2 separate regions of the Homo sapiens genome follow, and region 1 is linked to region 2. The links are chromatin contacts, found by Hi-C in ENCODE. All regions are on one chromosome and are shown on one strand. The core of a region is the stretch at or near the end of the contact, and the rest is flanking DNA. Distances in the headings are between cores, read along the strand shown.

The links. Hi-C counts contacts between places; a loop is a spot of excess contacts on that map. Pooled maps may share reads with other maps.
Region 1: a map of naive thymus-derived CD4-positive, alpha-beta T cell shows a loop between it and region 2 (11-fold over the local background). The contact joins the promoter of NCOA7 here to the promoter of MTCL3 in region 2. A Hi-C loop is called at or near these places in 3 of 168 maps with a recorded cell type or tissue (CD4-positive, alpha-beta memory T cell and naive thymus-derived CD4-positive, alpha-beta T cell) and 9 of 50 pooled maps.

The regions. Positions count from the first base shown.
Region 1 is chr6:125,789,710-125,795,750 of GRCh38, forward strand. It overlaps NCOA7 (nuclear receptor coactivator 7), which reads left to right and starts at 1,251. Exons shown (of 16, transcript NM_181782.5): 1 at 1,251-1,358. RefSeq lists silencers at 1-83, 674-1,513 and enhancers at 537-1,037, 1,038-1,538, 1,734-1,833.
Region 2 is chr6:127,515,826-127,521,335 of GRCh38, forward strand. It overlaps MTCL3 (MTCL family member 3), which reads right to left and starts at 3,510. Exons shown (of 7, transcript NM_001400265.1): 1 at 2,754-3,510; 2 at 1-877. The coding sequence starts at 789. SOGA3-KIAA0408 (SOGA3-KIAA0408 readthrough) reads right to left here and starts at 3,510. Exons shown (of 13, transcript NR_174482.1): 1 at 2,754-3,510; 2 at 1-877. RefSeq lists a silencer at 194-423.

The DNA of each region.
Region 1 (6,041 bases), core at 1-2,500, 1.7 Mb before region 2:
ATGACCACCTGCTGCTGAAATGCCAAAGCCACCACTGTTAACGCTTTGCTCCGCCTTCCAGAGAGGTTATTACAGCTTAAGCTGCGTCAACAACCCAGAGGAGGCTGCTATCTAGTTTATCTGTGTGGAAGGCCTGTAACACACTGTTAACAGAGTAGTTGCAGGCCCTTCCTTGGGATATTTTTCTGCGTATAAGAGTGAATGAACTCCACGGCCAGATCCTCCTAGTCATGTTGCAGTGCTGGTCATGGGACCGCAGAGGGAACAGCACCCAACTGGGGATGGGGAGCTCACAGGCACAGGCCCCGCAGCTGATGCAAACCTTCCCCCTCCAAGGTTCTCTCGAGTCTCTGCCAAGAGTCGGCTGGAGGGCCCAACTGCTATGTTCTTATTGCTGTAATGACTGCAATTTGGCAGCATCCAGGATGGTGTACCGGGAACGGGAGGGGGAAGGAGATGGTGGGCCCCTCTGTTAAACGCAACGCCAGAAGGGACACAGGATGAATTTATTGTGGCCATCGGTCCTGAGCTGGAAGGAAAGTCAAAGGGCTTTAAAGCTGGGGAAAAGCTCTAACTCCTGCTCTGCTGTCAAAGCCTTACTTCCCACGAAGAGTAGGGGCCAGGCGGGCCAACTGTAAGGGGGAAGCGGCCCGGGGTGAGGTAAGAGGACCCTCCTAGGTGCCGCTGCCAGGCGGCGGTTCGCTGGGGCAGCAAGGCGCCCGCACTCGGGAGGCGCCACAAAGGGCCGAGGCCTGCGGAGGCCGCACGCGCAGCTCTCCGGGGCGGAGCCGCCGGGATCGCGGCAGCGGAGGCTGCAGCAGCCGCGGGTAGCCGGGGTGCCCAGCCTCCCAGCTCGGAGGTCGCGGGGGGCGGGGAGGATGCCGCAACTGCAGTCCGAGCGGCAGAGCCCGGCGCGAGCTCCCAGGCCCCCGCAACCGCTGTGAGGCGCAGCGCGCGCCACTGGCCGGGAGGAGCTAGAGGCGGGCGTCTGCACAGCGTCGCGCCACCCGTGACTGCCCGCCTTCAGCCGGGCCCGGGACCCCGTAGCGGCCCATGCCCTGACGGGGGGCGCAGCTGCGGGGCTGGCGAGGCGTCGCGCGTGGGAAGAGGCCTAAGACACCCCGACTGCGGCGGCTGCGCACACCCGATCCGGACGCGGGGCCCCGCGGGCGCGCGCCTCGGAGCTCCCGCCTCCTCCTCTTGCTCCTCCTCGGCGTACGGTCCTCCCCTGACCCCTCCTTCCACCCGCCGAGAGGATGCGCTCCCCGGCGCCCAGCAGCAGAGGCCACCGCTCCCAGAAATGCATGCGACCGATCCCCTTCTCCCGGACCCCAGGAGCCGGCGCCCCCGCCCTGTAGGTAGGTGGTGAGGCGGGGCCCAGCCCTCGCCGCCGCCCGCCGCTGATGCTGCCGCCGAGAGGCCGCGAGCAGGGTCCAGGACCGGCCAAACTTGCCTCCCGCCGGGGGCTCGGTGGAGCGCTCGGAGGTGTGCTAATGGCGCTGGGCGTAGCCCCCTGTGAACCTGAAAACCTCTGCTTGAGCTCGGGAGGCCGAGCGGGGGCGAAGGAGAGATTGACCCTTCCCCGCCCACCCCTTGGGGGGCTCGTGGGGGTGCGCGCCAGTACGAGAGTGGGGAGGACAGGTTGGCATGGGGCTTATTTGGGGAGAAGACCGTTGGATTTTCAGCAGCTCAGGTGGAAATATGTCACTGTGTTTTTCCGGCTGGATTAGCAGATGCGTTCTTCCCATCTTTCTAGCCAAAACATGTAGACAGGCAAAGGGTTATTAGTGGCATGTAGAAGTCGCTGTGGATTTTTGTGTATTTCAGAGCTAGCTAGTTGGTATATAAAATCGATGGGGCAAACCCTTACCGTCAACACGTTAGGGCCAATTTAGAGAAGGTCCTTCTAGAAGTCAGATTATTCTGGAGATCGATGAGGCTGGGATATTGTTGTGCTGAGTATTTAGGAGCCTCTGCTTACGTGAAGGGATGTGTTTTAAGAGTGGCAACTTTGATACAGGTGTCGGGAGTTGAGATTCTGCTGGAAAGATGTACCGGGTCAGCCAGCAGAGGCAGCCTTGTGCCCAGCCTAACTTCCAACTCGATGTTATGCTCTGTATTTCTCAGAAACTGGTTATGTATTAATGCTTTTTTTCTCCTCTAGGTGTAAAGTTTATACATCAGAGCTTTTGGCAAGATTCCCTCTTCCCAGACTATCATTTTTTATTTTATATTCAGCAATAAGGCTTAAAGTTTTGAAAAATGCATCACTGTAAGCTCCAATTTTATAGTCACTTAGGTATAGAGATTTGGAGAAGTGACTCAGTATAAGCTCAAATAGGACAGAATCTTGAATCTGTTTTTTTTTAAATCCTGTAATCTTCTGCATCTTATGCAGAATAAGTACCCATTAGTTATTTGTTGAATGAATGAACTGTGTTTCAAGCTTTCATCTAAAAACCACAATTTAGAATCACAGAATTGTTCTGTAGCCGGTGAAATTTAATTGAATTTCAAAAATTGCCTCTTTGTATAAATAGGCAAACTCAGTTATTTTAACATTTATATTTCAATTCTGACATCTTTAGGACCATATGCTATCTTTCTGTAATATGTCATCAAGGTTATGAGGTAATTCTCCCCAACTCTTAAGTTCATTTCATGTCTAAGCTTGCAAAATTTCCAGTCTCACTGGTAATCATGCCAACTTCAACTGTGCTCTCAAACACAATTTAAAAAGTAAAAGTCGTGTTTTAAAGAAAATTGTAAGTTACGCCAGAGGAAACAATGATTTGGTTAATAAGTGATGTATTCACTTATTTTAGAGTTGAGTTTTTCAGGTTTGATCTAATTATCATGTCTTTTATCACAGGCAAAAGTAGAAATAAAACATGTAGAAGTGTCTGTGATTCTTAAATGATTCAAAATGTGTGATATAGATACACAATTTAAACTGTTTTCTCCTCGGTATAGAAACACATCAGTTTCCAAATTTGACAGCCAGGGGATTGTGAAATGAGGGTTTGCAAGATACAGTGTCTTCCTGCTTTAAAATGTTATATCATTTTGAAAAAAAAAAAGAAAAACAAGGTTAACTGCATCAAACTTTATTTGCTTTATTTTTACACTATGACATTTTCTGTTTTGATTTCATCTTTTTTCCATCACATGAATTTCATGAGTCAGTGTGAACTTCTTTCAGTCTCTGCTTAACAATATTATCTGGGCATGCTCCCAGGTTTTCTTTCTGACATTTTAATGCATCTTTACCATCTTCACTTCATATTACTCAAATGACTTATTTTTACACAATATGGTAGGCCATACTTTATTACTATTGCTTCTCCAACCTACTTATTTTCTTCCTAGATGGATAAGGAAATAAAACTTTCCTATAAAAGTTAATAAGACTGCAGGAACCAACAGTGGGAGGGAACTTATGAAAAAAATTAATTTGTTATGATTTATTAAAACAAAGCCAAAATTCCCTCCTGTAATAAAGATAATTACATTTTACACTTCTTAAATTTGTAACCCAGGGTATTGAGCAATTAATTTACCTGGCTCTTCCTTGCACACTTTAAGCTTTTCAAAAAAGCCCTCCCCTTTGGTTACAGTAAGCTCTCTTTACCTTGTTACTTATAAGCACTTATTTGTTCATTTTACAAGTAGGAGTTGAGCCTTTAACTGCTCAGTTTAACTGCTATTACTTTGGCTTTGGAATCACAGTCAAATAAAAGCTCTAATCTCAGATTTGAAGAGGTATTTTTCTCTTCTGTGTGTCCTACAACCAAATGCGCAGTGCCTCTGGGATTGGTTGACTCACTTTTGGGTCCTACCTCCTGATCCCCCAGCACTCCGCCCCCACAAGCACCACCAGAATGCAATCCAAGACCTGGATTTCCTCTCTTTATCTTCCTAAAGGCTGTATTTTAGAAACCTCTATTCCTTTCTTGCTAAATGCCATTTACTATTGTTTTTAAAATCCCAGCCCATAATTTTTTGTTTGTTTAAATTCAACAGGATCCACTCAATTCACTTGTGCTAAAATCAGAATTGTTGATTGCAGAAAAAAATATACAGAAGTAAATTTGTATGACCTTGAATTTCAGATATAGTGAATACATAAAGAGTGATTGTTGTCTACTGGTCTCCCCTCAACAGTGATACAAAATGCATTTGTTTCTGTACATGCCAGAGAATATGAATTTTCTGTTGCTAAATTTGATCAGAAGCTTAATTGAGAGAAATGATGTTTACGGGGGGTTGGCTGAACAAAGGCCATGACGTCAACCTATTCCCTTCCAATACTAGCTGTTAGACCAGAAGTCTAGCCAGATCTTCAGAAGCTGTACTTTGGTACCTTGTTTTGCATCCTTAACACCCCCCCATATGCCCACACTGAGGGATTTTATTAATACAGTCAGAGGAAACTTACTATTATGTTACTTTCGAAATGTGGTTATGATCATGGTACTTTCTATAGTTTCTGTTTGAAGACTCATGCAAGAAATTCCATTTAACTTTAAATGCCAAAGAAAAGCTTTACTTACCCTGAACAACTTGTGTGTGTGTGTTTGTGTGTGTTCTTTTCATCATGCAAAATGAGAATCAAATCATTGATTATATTTCCCTTTCTAACTTGGCAACTAGGAAATGAACAAATTTGCAACTCAATTTTAATAATCATATAAAAATTCATAACCTAATATCAATATTTTATCTTTTCCTATGGTCTTGAGCTTCTGTTCTACCTTGTTTTTCTTGATTCTGATGTTTATCTAATTATACTTTTCCATTTGATTGAATTATATTCTTTTAAGATGACTCATATCCTTTGTGGAACAAGGCAGATTATAAAACATAAAACCAAATAAATGAAGCCATTGCACAATTGATCTCTGGACACAGTATGTTTTTGATGAACAAGTTTAATGGGTTACATTAAATGTTTTGAACAAGAATTGCAAATTTAGTACATTTGAACTTAGCCAAATGGAAAACAATGTTACATAGTTTTACAAAACTTTTTTTTAAACTCTTACATTTATATTCACTCATTACTAATTTGAAATTAATAAAGCCATTCAATTTAAGTCAATTATATTTGGAGTACCTGCCTTAAACGCTATATAGGTTGAACAGGAGTTTCAATAGAATAAAGTCATTTTTAGCTGAAGGGCTAGCCTAACTTAGCATAACACTCACCAGAGTGAATCGACAATCTGACCTTCGCGTCAGTGATTCATGTGATTTATCCTTGTTTTAATAAATCAGAGTCTTCTCTGAGCCTCTTTTATTTACCATGAAATTTAAAAGATTGAGCTCCTGGAGTTAATTCTTCATACTGATGTTTTGACACCTAATTGTTAAGTTGGTTGAATTTACCCAGGTAACTCATTATTTACATCGACATGATAAGTTAGGCTTGATATATTTATCACCACAGTAAGCAGAAAGATTGGCCTTTCTCAAGGGTCAGTCATTGGTACAGTCTGGTAGCCTTTGGCATAAAAATGATCTGAATTCAAAAGTGCAACTTAAAACATAAGAGGGGGTTTGGAGGGGGACCTAGGCAGGTTTTTACATAGAGGCATCTCATTCTGATAACCTTCATGTCTTTTTTTAAATTTATTTTTAGAATAGGTAGTATCCTCATGGTTCAAAAGGTACGCATGGCTCTAGAGTGAAAGTACTCCCTCTCATCCTCATTCCCCTGTCACCCATTTCACTAATCCACAGGTAACCAGTGTTAGTTAACTGAGAATCTTCTAGTGACATTTTATGCATATGCAAGCAAATATGAACATGGAAGCTGCTCATTTTCTCTCCTAACCTGTCTCTGATTCACTCTGTTCTATTCCCACTGCCTCTGTTTGGCTCCTTAGATGCCTTGGAGTGTTGTCTGCATTCTGCCTTGCTCTGCATTTCAAGCTGTCCCCATTTCAGCAGGCTGTCCTTCTAAACTTCCCCCTTCAGACCCTGTAAAACATTTCCATCATACACAGGAAGGAATCTGCACATCTTACCCTGGTCTCTTG
Region 2 (5,510 bases), core at 2,260-4,759:
ATGGAACTGGATGAGCTCAGACTGCAGACATCCTTCTTTCCAGTAGCTCCCTCCACCACCGCTGCCGCCCCCCGCAACGCCGCTTCCGGAGTTTCTGCTGCCGGTTCCTGGGGTTTTGCCCGCAGAAGAGGAGGATGGAGAAGGGGAGGCCCCCTCCCCGCCGCTGCCGCCCCTCTGCTGAGCGCGTACGCCTTTCCCTCGCCAGCCCCTGGGCGGCGGCGGCTGCGGAGCGCCCCCCTCCCTTTCCCCGGAGCCGCCGCCGGCTCCTCCTCCTTCCCCGCCCCCTCCTCCCCCTTCTCCGAGCGGAGGGGGTTCCCCGAGTTTCGAGGGCACGGACTCTAGCTCCCGAGGCGGCTCCTCGGGCGGTCCGGGCCTCCTGCCGCCCAAAGCGGCCAGGGTCGCGGCGGGGGCCGCTTCAGCACCAGCCACAGGCTGGACAGCTCCCGGAGCGGCCCCTTTGGGCGCCAGGGGCGTCGCCTTCTCGGCCCCACCTCCGCCTCCTCGGATGCTGGCGGGCGGCCCCGTGCGGCTCCCGGTCTTGTTACCCTGCTGTTGCTGCTGCTGCAGCTGCTGCTGCCGAACAGAATTGAGTTTAGTGCCGGCCCCCACTGGGGACCGGGTGGCCGCGATTGTCTGTCGCAGCGAACTGTCCCTCGGTCTAGCGGGTGACTGAGCTCGCTGCTGCTTTCTGCTGCTGCCCTCCGGGTGCAGACGAGCCTCAGTGGCTGCAGCGGCGGGAGAAGCTGCTGCTGTGGCAGGGGCAGCGCCCCCGATTGGTGGCTGACTCATGGCTATGAACCTACCAGATGCGATTTGGAAGAGCCCATTACTAGATCATCCTCTTCCCTCTTCACCGCCGCCAACCTTCCTTCCTAAGCTGGGACAGAAACAAAAGGAGAGAAGAAGACAACATGTCTGAATTTTTGCAGAGCAAAGGGTGATATTGCTCCATTTGGATGGCGCTTAATAGAAGCTTTGACTTTAGGAATAGGATGCAGGGCTGTCTTTAGGAATAGGATGGAGGGCTGTCAATTCTCATTTTGCCCAGGGTGGCGCTGTCTCCATCTCACTCCACCTCAGCAAAATGACGGATCTGAAAGCAGCTGAACCTTACATTCTCATGGTAGCAGGCTTTGGAAAGGGTGAGATACAGAGTCAGACAGGAATTGATGGAAAGGGAGATATAAAAGAAAAGAGGATAAAGTGGAAAAGAAGCTTCAGAAAGAAAAGATATCCATATATTAGAGTTGTCAACTCTGCTTTTACAACTTTGGCTTTCCTTACCATCAAATCCATATGTAAAGCCTAGTTTACTGGAGAAAGTTTTCATTTAATTAGTATTCCCAAGTTCAATTAGAGGAAAAGGGTTATGATGTAGGGTTCCTAGAGAATATTTTCTACGGATAAATGACACTTTCCCCAGGCAGCTCCAACCCTTAATGTTGTTTTTGGGAAAATGCACCCAACTTCCTTTATAATAGAACTAAAAGAAAATATAAATAATGAATGCCTTTAAATCAATCTCAGTTTCAAGAAAATAATAGCATTAAGAATTGTCTATATGGGTTAGTTATTAGCAACCCAAAAACGTATTTTTTCCCTTTTGGGAAATAATTTTTAAAATACATTTGGAAAAGTTGTGGTCAGTTCTGCAGTTTCCTAAGTTTCTGGTGATGAATTTTCCTATGCTTACCCAGTTTTGTAGTCTTATGAATCACTTTAGTTTTAAGTGTAATTGCTAGATAGAAAATATTTTCATTCTTAGCCATCTTCTTACATCGCATATCATAGGCAAAAGTTGTACTTTTTAAAGTGCCCATTTCCTCCTATATAGCAATTCTGAGACAGAACCCAGAAGGCTGGTGCATCTTCCCTCATGGTGGTAAGATCAATTTCCAGTATGTGTATTTCCAAGATAAATCCGTCACTAGCTTCTTTAATCTGAAAAATAGCAAGTTACTGCCTCATGGGTTCCTCTCCCTAGGGATCCAGGCAGCTAGTCAATTAGTTGCCTTTTCCTTAAAATTATTTCTGTCTAAAGCACTGAAAGGGGCATGACTAGGCATAAATTTCTCCTTTAAAAATATTTGTTCTATACAGAGAGCAGATTACTTTACTGCCAGTTATTTTACTTGCATTATTCTTGTTAACATCTATTGTTAGCATCACAACTTAGCATGCAGTAATTCCTCATTTTATAAAGAAATATTACCGAAGGGTTCCTAATCCACCTCCCTTTCTGTTTCTGGCATCTCCTTCCAACTCACTTTGAAATATAAAGGTGAACAAAGAAGACATCGGGGGAAAATTGCCCACCAACTTGTTTTCTACATCTTCTCTCCCAGTCGCGATACTACTAGAATGTCTGGCCTAGTTTATCATCATGGGTGGCACTAACATGGGCTATCTAACTAACTTATATTGCCAATGCAAACTTATTTTTGTTTTTAATCAGGCAGAATAATTCCAGAGCTGAGAAGCCAATGTTTAAACTCAGCCCTCAGACAGCATTAACCCAGGCGAAAGCTTGTGTTCCAGTAACTGGGCTCCACAATCAAAGGTATCCGGCTGCTGTCACGTGGTTCCCACAAAGTGACAAGATGCTGCATCTCTTCAAGGCTTTCCCGGTGAAAATTATCACCCAACCAACCCCTGCACGGCTTAGACCAACACTTTTAATCTCAAGTTTTATCCGCCTGCTAACCCACCCCATCATTCATCCCCAACCCTTTAGAAATCCAGAACTTGCTCACTTCTCAGCAGAGGCGAGGTTTCCAAGTAGCTGAACAAATCAACAGCACTTTCCTTCTGATATTCCGGGGATCTCAGGGTTTATTATTGTGCCTTTCTGCGCCGAGGAAAGTTCAACTTCATATTATTGTATGCGACTTTCCGGCTGAGCATGACTTTGGGCTCGCTCGCCGCAGTTCCACACCCACTCGATTTCTCCAAACAATGGCGGTAACGTCAAGATTCAGCTGCCCCCAGAGCGGGTGACTTCCCGGCGGTCCGCGGCTGGGCTGGAGCTGCAGCTCTCAGCAGGCTAACACGCGAGGTACCAAGCTGGGCCAGACGCTCCCCAGGAAGTGCAGAGATGTTCATGAGCTGACCTCACCGAACTGGGCAGGAGAGAAGGCGGGATTGCAAGGGACGATAGGGTAGAAGTAACCAAAGAGAGGTTACTTTCAAGAGGAAAGAGAAGAAGGCGGGGAGGGGGACGGGGGACGGGGGTGGGGAGTGGCGGGATAAAGAGACAAAAAGGCCAGAGCCACGCCCGAGATGGAAGATTGGCAGCAGCGCTCAAACTCCTTGCTCTATTCTCTTATCCCGTACTTGGCAGAGGATCCCAAAACCGCTCGAACACGGATGCACTGGTTTCCTGCAAAGCTTTGTCCTGGGTTCGGTCATTCTCCATCAATTATTTACTTGAGCTTCTTTTCCAAGGAGGCGGACTAGAACAGCCTTCCGGGCGTGACTAACATCTCCTGATGCAGCTGGCTGGCGGCTGCTGGGAGTTCTCTTTGTTCACTCACTTTAATTCTCAGTCGAGCTCTACACGCGGTGCTCCCTCCCCACCCCCAGCCCGGGCGGAGTCATCAGATGTCGTTTCCACGAATAGATAATGGTTGCCATGATGGGACCCACCGTCCCACAGACAAAGGGTTCTTGCGAAGCCACGACTAATTTAGTGCAAACCGAAATAAATATCGGCCCACAGAGATCCTTTACAGAACGGTTTGCCTTCAGTACGTTTTCCTGTTTTCTACTGAGTGCCGGTTTCTACCGTGAAAATGAGTAATTGCTGGGATCCATAATCTTTATAGTAGTGCATGCGAACAATAACAGAAACCAGGAAGAATACATTATATCAGCCTAAAAGGGAATTCATTTAAAAAGAGGAGTTCAGAATATACATGTCTTTACAATTTACACTAACCCATACTGTTTCACAGTAATAATATTTTTAAAAATTAAGTGGAATTTTCTCTTTTTCTTTTCAGTTTCTTCTTTCAGTGGTGGGCGGGGGGCATGGGAGCCTCCCTTCTACCTCTAAGAATTCCTTTGTGAGCTTGAGTATGAGAATAAAAGTAAGTACTGCTTTTGAAAGGGCATTTTAAAATTTAATTTGTCTTACATTTATATGGTGATTTTGTAAGTAAAAGGAAGAAGATATCTTGAAATAATAATAGCTTTTTGTGCCAACATGAATTTTGGCTCAAGAGATTCAATTTTCCAAGTGTTGATCTTGCATTAAAAGTGAAATAAAAACAATTTAGGAGTAGTTTGCATAAAAGCAATTATTACAGCAAAATAAAAACATGCTCAAGCTCTGGTTATTCTTATCTTTAGAGACACATAAAACAAATATGATATCACGATAAAATCATTCATGTTCCAAAATAGGTATTAAAAGCCAATTTTGAGCCTGGCACTGTCCAAGGTACTGGGATGCAAAGCTGAATCAAGAAATTGTCCCTGTGCTGGGGACACTCAAGCATACTGGTGAAAACTGAGATAATTTCCTTATTTTCTTTCAAATACCTTTGGGAACAGGAAAAGTGACATCTGTGACATTTATAATAAAAAGCCCACACCTCGACTAGCATACCAAAAATAAAGGAAAAAAAAAAAAGCAAGTGAAAATGTAATCACAAGTTGGTTTGAATTTATATTAGGCAATTTCTTATTATGTACCCAAACTTGAGCTGTAATATCCTCAAGAAATATCAAGATGCACATGTCTCATCCAATCAAAATGGATAAAGTAGATACAAATATTTTTCAGCTCAATCTTTACCAATAAAATATTGATACTGTAAACACAGTCTAAAGACACAGAATATGCATAGTCCTGCTTCTCTAAGAATTTTTACTCTGCTCAGGCATCTATGTTTTGATTTTTTTTCCGAAAGCGGTATCATTTATTTCGTGCAAATAGTAACTTTAAAAAGTAAAATAAATATTAAGAATGGATTATTATGTATCCTTAAATCAAACAATGTGTCTAAATGTTTCATTTTATAATTTAGTATTATGCAATTTCAAGGTTGAAAACTGTAATAATACAGAATAAGTATAAGCAACATTTAACATGCTTGTTTACCCATAAGTATGCCATAAGAAAAATAACTTCTGAATTGGATATTTTCCTGATTTATTCCTTTATTTGCTGGTTAAAATTATATTGCTTCAACTAAGCAAAACTTAAAAATGATTATTCAAAGGCTTTTTTTCCAAGATTTAGAAAGATTTCAGCATTATTTTTACTGTGTTTCAGAAGCAGACAGGCCAATCAGCCTTCTAATGTTTGCTTATAATAATGAGTTATCCACTTCATAGCACAGCAAAATGTGGACCTTCGATCAAGGGAAGAAGGCTAAAGTCTCAACTTGGAAACCCTTAAGAAATACGTAGTTTAAAATTTCCAACCTCCTATTCTCACGACTTTACATCACAATATCTTAATTTATATAGCTTTATATTTTGCAAGGCCCTTTCATTTTGTGTGC